2 separate regions of the Homo sapiens genome follow, and region 1 is linked to region 2. The links are chromatin loops, found by intact Hi-C in ENCODE. Cell type or tissue: ovary. All regions are shown on one strand. Links, peaks and the distances in the headings refer to the core of each region. The heading gives the core; the rest is flanking DNA.

What was found. A loop is a pair of places that touch in the nucleus more often than their neighbours do. Peaks named below come from ENCODE experiments on the same cell type or tissue, not always from the same donor. Only the 100,000 strongest peaks of a DNase experiment are listed, where the experiment ranks them.
Region 1: it touches region 2 in a loop (5-fold over the local background); 50 of 110 quality-filtered maps call a loop at or near these places.

What each region holds. Positions count from the first base shown.
Region 1 is chr1:160,099,857-160,102,762 of GRCh38, reverse strand. No RefSeq gene overlaps it. Among named protein-coding and RNA genes, the nearest start is that of IGSF8, 2.7 kb to the right of the region's middle. RefSeq lists an enhancer at 1,367-1,867. In ovary, for the core only: a CTCF peak has its summit at 1,594 (motif pointing left); a DNase peak (open chromatin) is centred at 1,552; H3K27ac peaks cover 1,593 bases.
Region 2 is chr1:160,218,737-160,221,642 of GRCh38, reverse strand. DCAF8 (DDB1 and CUL4 associated factor 8) reads left to right here. Exons shown (of 14, transcript NM_015726.4): 12 at 2,675-2,794. Among named protein-coding and RNA genes, the nearest start is that of PEA15-AS1, 11 kb to the right of the region's middle. In ovary, for the core only: a CTCF peak has its summit at 1,863 (motif pointing right); a DNase peak (open chromatin) is centred at 1,885; H3K27ac peaks cover 779 bases.

The sequences.
Region 1 (2,906 bases), core at 150-2,649, 120 kb after region 2:
CAGGGAAAGAGGAGGGTTCAGAGAGTAGACACACACACACACACACACACACACACACACACACACACACACAGTTCACCATGAAGGTGCAGATGCCTGGCTCAGGGAGAAAAGAGGGGAGGGAGAGGGTGGAAAGCGAATGTGTGTGTGTGTGTCGGGGGGGAGATGGCTTTGTGGTTCTGTGAGTGTGTTTGGTGTTTGGGTGTGCATAATGTCTCTGTGTTTATCTTTGTGTGTGCACTTCTGTTTCAGTGTGTCTCTGAATGAGTTTGTTATCAGGGCGAGGGTAGGTTTCTGCACTACTTCTGTCTCTGACTCTGCTTGAGCCTCTCAGCAACTCAGCAGAGAGAATCTTCCCTTCTGGGAGGGTGGGAAAATATAGCTCATCAGGGCAGTATGGGCCAATGCTTTATAAACACACACAAATCACAGGACATTCTTGTGTGTGATCCTTAGCTCCCCACAAAGCTACGGTTGATACACATTTAAAAGAGAGAGAGCTGAGTCCTATGTGTATGCTTGTGCCATTTCTATATGTCTGACAGTCTGACGAGCATGTGTGCTTATGTATTTGATGTATTTGTCACTTTGTCCCCACGGCAGTATCTGTGTCTACAGCTTGGTGTATACTCATGTGTGCTAAGCCCATATTTAACTGTGTCCCTAGTGACGTTTGTCTTTAAGCAGCAACATAACAGGAGTTAGAAGCACAGGCTCCACAGTGAGGCGATCCATTTCGAATCCCTGTGTGGACAGTAACTAATGCATTAACCTTGGACAAGTTTCTTAACTTTTCTATGCCTCAGTTTTCTCACAGGGATAATAATAGCACATGAGGATAAATGAGATCACATTTAGTGCCTGACACAGGTCAGCATATGTGAATGGTCCTGTCTTTGAACGTGCTCCTCTCTGAGAGCTGTCTGCTTGGTTGTGACTGTGGTGTGTCACATCTCAGCTGGATTATAAACTGCTTTTGGGCAGAGCGTGGGTCTCAATTATCTTTAACAATACTCATGACACCTCAGTGTCACCTTGGTGTCTTGTGTATATGTCATCTTGAGGTGAAATGAGACCTGTTTCATGTGAAACAGGACGGGTGTCGGATGCAGGCCCATGCCTGGGGTAGTACATGGAGGGCAGGTGGGAAGCTGGTGATGGCAGTGACAACACAGCCCAGCCGGGCATCAGGGTCCCTCATGGTCACTACTGCATACCTGCCAGGTCTCTCTGCAAACCCAGGCTCCCTCCTCCTTCGTGTCTCAGTCTGGCCTGGAAACTCACTGAAGGGCTTCCTTCCTCCTTTCTCTGCTCACCCCACCCTCGGGCACCAGCCTAGGTGTGTGTTTTTAATGGATGAGATGAGTGCCCTCCAATCTACACCATGCATCGCTGTTTTGCAGCTTGTGTGTGTTTGCCCATGGCTCTGTGGGGGTGTGTTTCTGGGAGCCGTCTTTCTGTCTGATCCCCGCTCCATTACAGTGGGGACATGTGTCTGTGTGTGTGACGTGCCTCGTGCCTGGGGTTTGTTCTCCTCCCCCAGCTTTCCCAGTTACATAAGCAGCTGAGGGGTCCGTCAGGCCTGGGCTGTGGGCTCCCTCTGCTGGCCGCCTCTGGAACCCGCAGTCTGGGTTCCAGAGGGGCCTGGGTTCCAGAGGGGCCTGCTGAAGACACTGTTCTCTCCTTGGGCCTTATCCCCTCTGGAGGGAGACACCAACCCAGTTCTCAACGCCAACCTGCCCCCAGCTCCTTCCCAGCCCCAGGCCACAGGGTAAGAGAGGATACCTCACCTCCCTGAAGACCCCTCTCATCATACTCATACTGGGGGTTGGTTATGACTTGTTTATGAAATGTATCCCTAACATATAGAACTATGTTCCCTGAGGGCAGGGGAGCAGGCCCACCTTGTTTACCATGGCATCTCCAGTGCCCAGTACAAGGCCTGGCCCAATCAATATTTGTTGAATGACTGAGTTTACAGGGTGGAGAGGCTTGGGAGGAGGGACAGTGAGGTGTAGGAAGATTTGGGGCTTTGGGGACAGACAGACAAGCCTGGGCTGAAGTCACCCCTAAGCCACTTAAAAACTGTGTGGCCTTGGGCAAGGTACTTAACCTGCCTAACCTCAAGTTTCTCTTCTGTTAAATGACACCACCTTGCAAAATATGCTATAAGGACTAGGACTAATATCCAAAAGGGCCTTCTTGTGTAAGCATTTCATAAATGACATCTATCATTATTACAATTGGTAACATCTTTCATCCCTCAAGCATCATGAAGGCATTAAATCCACTCGATAATTAAATCCATTATAAAGGGAGAGACGTATTCTTCCAAAAGCTTCCCCTATGAGTTTCAGTTTTCACATAGCTCGATATGCCTGTGGATGGATTTAGATGATGAGGTTCTGGAGCAACCTTCTGGATATTTCAAAGTGGGAATAAACAGGCACCTTATTGCCCTGTTCATGGGCCAGTGCTGGCAGTCCTGGGAAGTGAGGGCTGGACCTCTGATCTCCCTTCAAGGCCTCAGTTTCTCTGGTTTCTCCAGGGTTCCTCAATGTGGCTTCTACTGGCAACCCCGTGAGCATCTTCTCAGAGTCAGGCACTGTGCCACGCTTGAGGAATACCATGTCAAGGAAGGTCTGGTCTGGCCTGTGCCACTTACCCTCTCTGGGCCTCAGTTTCCTCTTCTGTAAAGGGGGGTGAGTGAGTGGGAGGGAAGGGGGATGAGAGGGGAGAGGGAGGATGTTGGAGGGTAGAGGGTGGTAAATGGGCTCTGGGGTCACCTCCCACTGACAGCCACTCTGACAGCCTTGGCTTTGCAAACCTGGCCATCTCTTCTCCCCATTCTGGTCTCATCCTTCCTGCCCCTGCCCACTTCCCATCTTTACAGTTCAGGAAGAGAC
Region 2 (2,906 bases), core at 306-2,805:
CTTCTTAGCTGTGGGGAACTTCAAAGAGCCTAGCCATCTCTTGATGAGGTTTTTTCAGAGAGTGGTTTTAGAATTTAGAATGGTTCTTTGCAATCAGGATCCCATTCCTTATGTTTTTCTTGCCCTGGTGAAAGGGTATTTCAAATTTTCTTCTGGTTTCCTCTAAATTTCAGGGACCTGGGACCTGCATAGATCTAGGGTTTTTATGGTTTGAATACAAATGGAGAGGAGTCTAGAAGTTCAAGGTGTGTCTCACTCTTCCCTGCTTCATTTCCAACTCTTCCATAGGTCCCCCTGTGTCATCTGCAGTGAACAAACCCAAAACACTTGAGTCTTAATGGGAATTATGCAATAGGCATTTAGAGAAAGGAAGTCAGAAGGGGCCAGTGAATTTTTTCTTGACATAAGCTATTGCCTTGCATTCTGTTCCAGAGAGATGCAGGGCTGAATGCCCTCTCCCAGGCCAGCATTTGTCCATTCTCCAAAAGCATTCTGCAGGCCAGTTTGCTTTTAGCTCAGCCAATGCCAGGGTTTGATGATTAACCCATTTGCCCAGGTGAGGAAGGCATCTACTTGGGATGGGTGGGCCCCAGGCCTAAGTTTTAGTGGTCCTAAGAGTAAATGAGTAGAATAAGAGATATAGAGGCTACCCCTGAAGCAAATTTCCTTACATATTCTTGTCTCTGTGTAAGCTGAATGATCGATGTGGTCTTTTACTTGGCTCCCTCTGCTCTGTTTTTTGGTCCTAATTTTCCAGCAGTGGGGGTTACCAGGCACTACTTTCAATGTAGTAGACTCAGCAGTTCTATATCATGCAAATTGTAAATGTAGAGTAGAATGTAATTGTAACGTAGAATGTTAGAACCAAAGATCTTAGAAGTTATTTTCTGCCTTGCCCAGATCTCCTGACTGATTTGAGGATCTTTTCTTTGTTCCCATTCAGCTTCACAGGGACAAGGGTTGGGGGTGGTATCAGAGGACAGCCCCTTAGTCTCCCAAGAGCACTTTGATGCTTGATCCCATTCTCTACATTCCCCCAGCCCAGTCATCTAAGGCCAGAGCTCTTTTCTCTGCTCAGGCATTATTGACAGGATAAGTCCTGGCATTCAGACAGGTCTGGTGAAGTGACCAGGTACTCTGGCCCAGAAGTTCTCTGTCGGCTCCCCCCGCAGGCTCCAATTCAGGTACTGTATGTTATTCTCTTGTTCCTCTTGCCACTGGCTTTTTCCTTAGTCTTAAGTTCCAAGGAATTGTTCCCCTGTGTTTTTTTATTTTCCTGACTTATTCAAGCAGAGCTAGCTCAGAGTACAGGTCTGTAACAAGGGCTTATTAGGAGATAGATGAAAAAGTGCAGGTTTGTATATGTAAGTTGTCCATTACTATAGATAGATACTATTCCAGGCATTGGACTTTAACTGCACTGCCTAAAAGAGCCCAAAGATAAACTTCACAATAGGCTGATATGTGGAATGGGAGGAGGAGATAAAGAACGGGGTTTCTGTTTTATTCATAAGCTCAGTCTTAGCTTCAGTCTTTTCTGAGCATTTGTTTATTTGTAAGATGGAAGTCAAAGTAAGTGGGAAGTCTGTAGGTCAGCTCTATTTTCCATGCCTGCCCTTGACTTCTCCTCAGCTGTTCTCTGCCTGTGCAGGTGAGGCAGCGGAGGTGGTTGGTCCAGAGAGAACTAAAAGAAGTTGTTTTCTTGGACTATAGGTCCAGCTGCAAGGCAGGGTGCCTTTCCTATGTGTTCCTCTTTTCACTAAAAGACTCAAAATGCTTTAGCAGCTAGATCTGGAACTAACTCTTCTGGATGGGGTAGGAACTTCCCTGCCCTTCCCTTAGGGAAGCTCATGTTTCCAAGTCAGACAGCAGGGGGCATTGGGTGCCTTTCGGACAGAAGGAAGCTGCCTAAGCTAGAAGGCCTGCCTGCTGGAGTTTATTTCTTTTGCCTTGTTCAGTGAATTTACCCAGAGGGTGGCTGAGATTGAGGCTTTGGGAGCCCCAAGAAGCTGCTTGGTTTTAATGTGCTGCCTTATAGCTGAGCCTGTTGTGCTCAGGGCAAGTAGTAGGATGTTCCCCCTGGGATGTGCAAGGTTCTCTCAAGCAGACATGAGCCTCCATCACTCCCACCACTCCCTGCAACTCAGCCTCCTCTTCTCAGCCTGTGCCTTCCTCCAGTTCTAGTAAACACTGCCAAATGAATATAGTTCTCCGACTCTTCTCTGGGGGTTCATTGGCAGCTGCTGCTTTCTTCATTTTTTAAAATTTATTTGCCACTTGGTGAAAGCCACTGAGATGGTTTTTTCCAGCCTTGGGCAAGTTGGAGCTTTGGAATCTGGAGTGAATGAGGTCATCTGGATTTCATTGTCTTCTTACGAAGCCAGCAGTAAGCTTGGGCAGTCCACTCACCCACCCCTAGGGCCATATCTGGGGATGAAGCCACCCCCGACCTATACATAGGAAATGATTGATGTGCCTGGTCTTATACCCAGTCTGTGTCTGGTTTCTCTACCCTCAGTGCCCTTTGGCTTAGGCTCAGGATGGGTGGGCCTCCCTTCCCCAGCAGCTGCCTCAGCCCTGATCAAGGGCAGTTATTTGGCTCAAGGTGAGTAGTGGTTTTTAAACCCTACTCCCACACACTGCTGAGTCTGTGTTTTCCTTTCTTCCTGACCAGGTAAACTGTCTTGAGCCCCACCCTCACCTGCCTGTGCTGGCAACCAGTGGCCTAGACCATGATGTGAAGATCTGGGCACCCACAGCTGAAGCTTCCACTGAGCTGACAGGGTTAAAAGATGTAAGTGGCTGACTGCAGAAGTTATTTTCTTTCTGCTTATCCACATACTGTTGATTCTTATTGTCATAGGGAGGAATAACTTGCTGCCCAGTTCTTTAAAGGCACTGCTCTA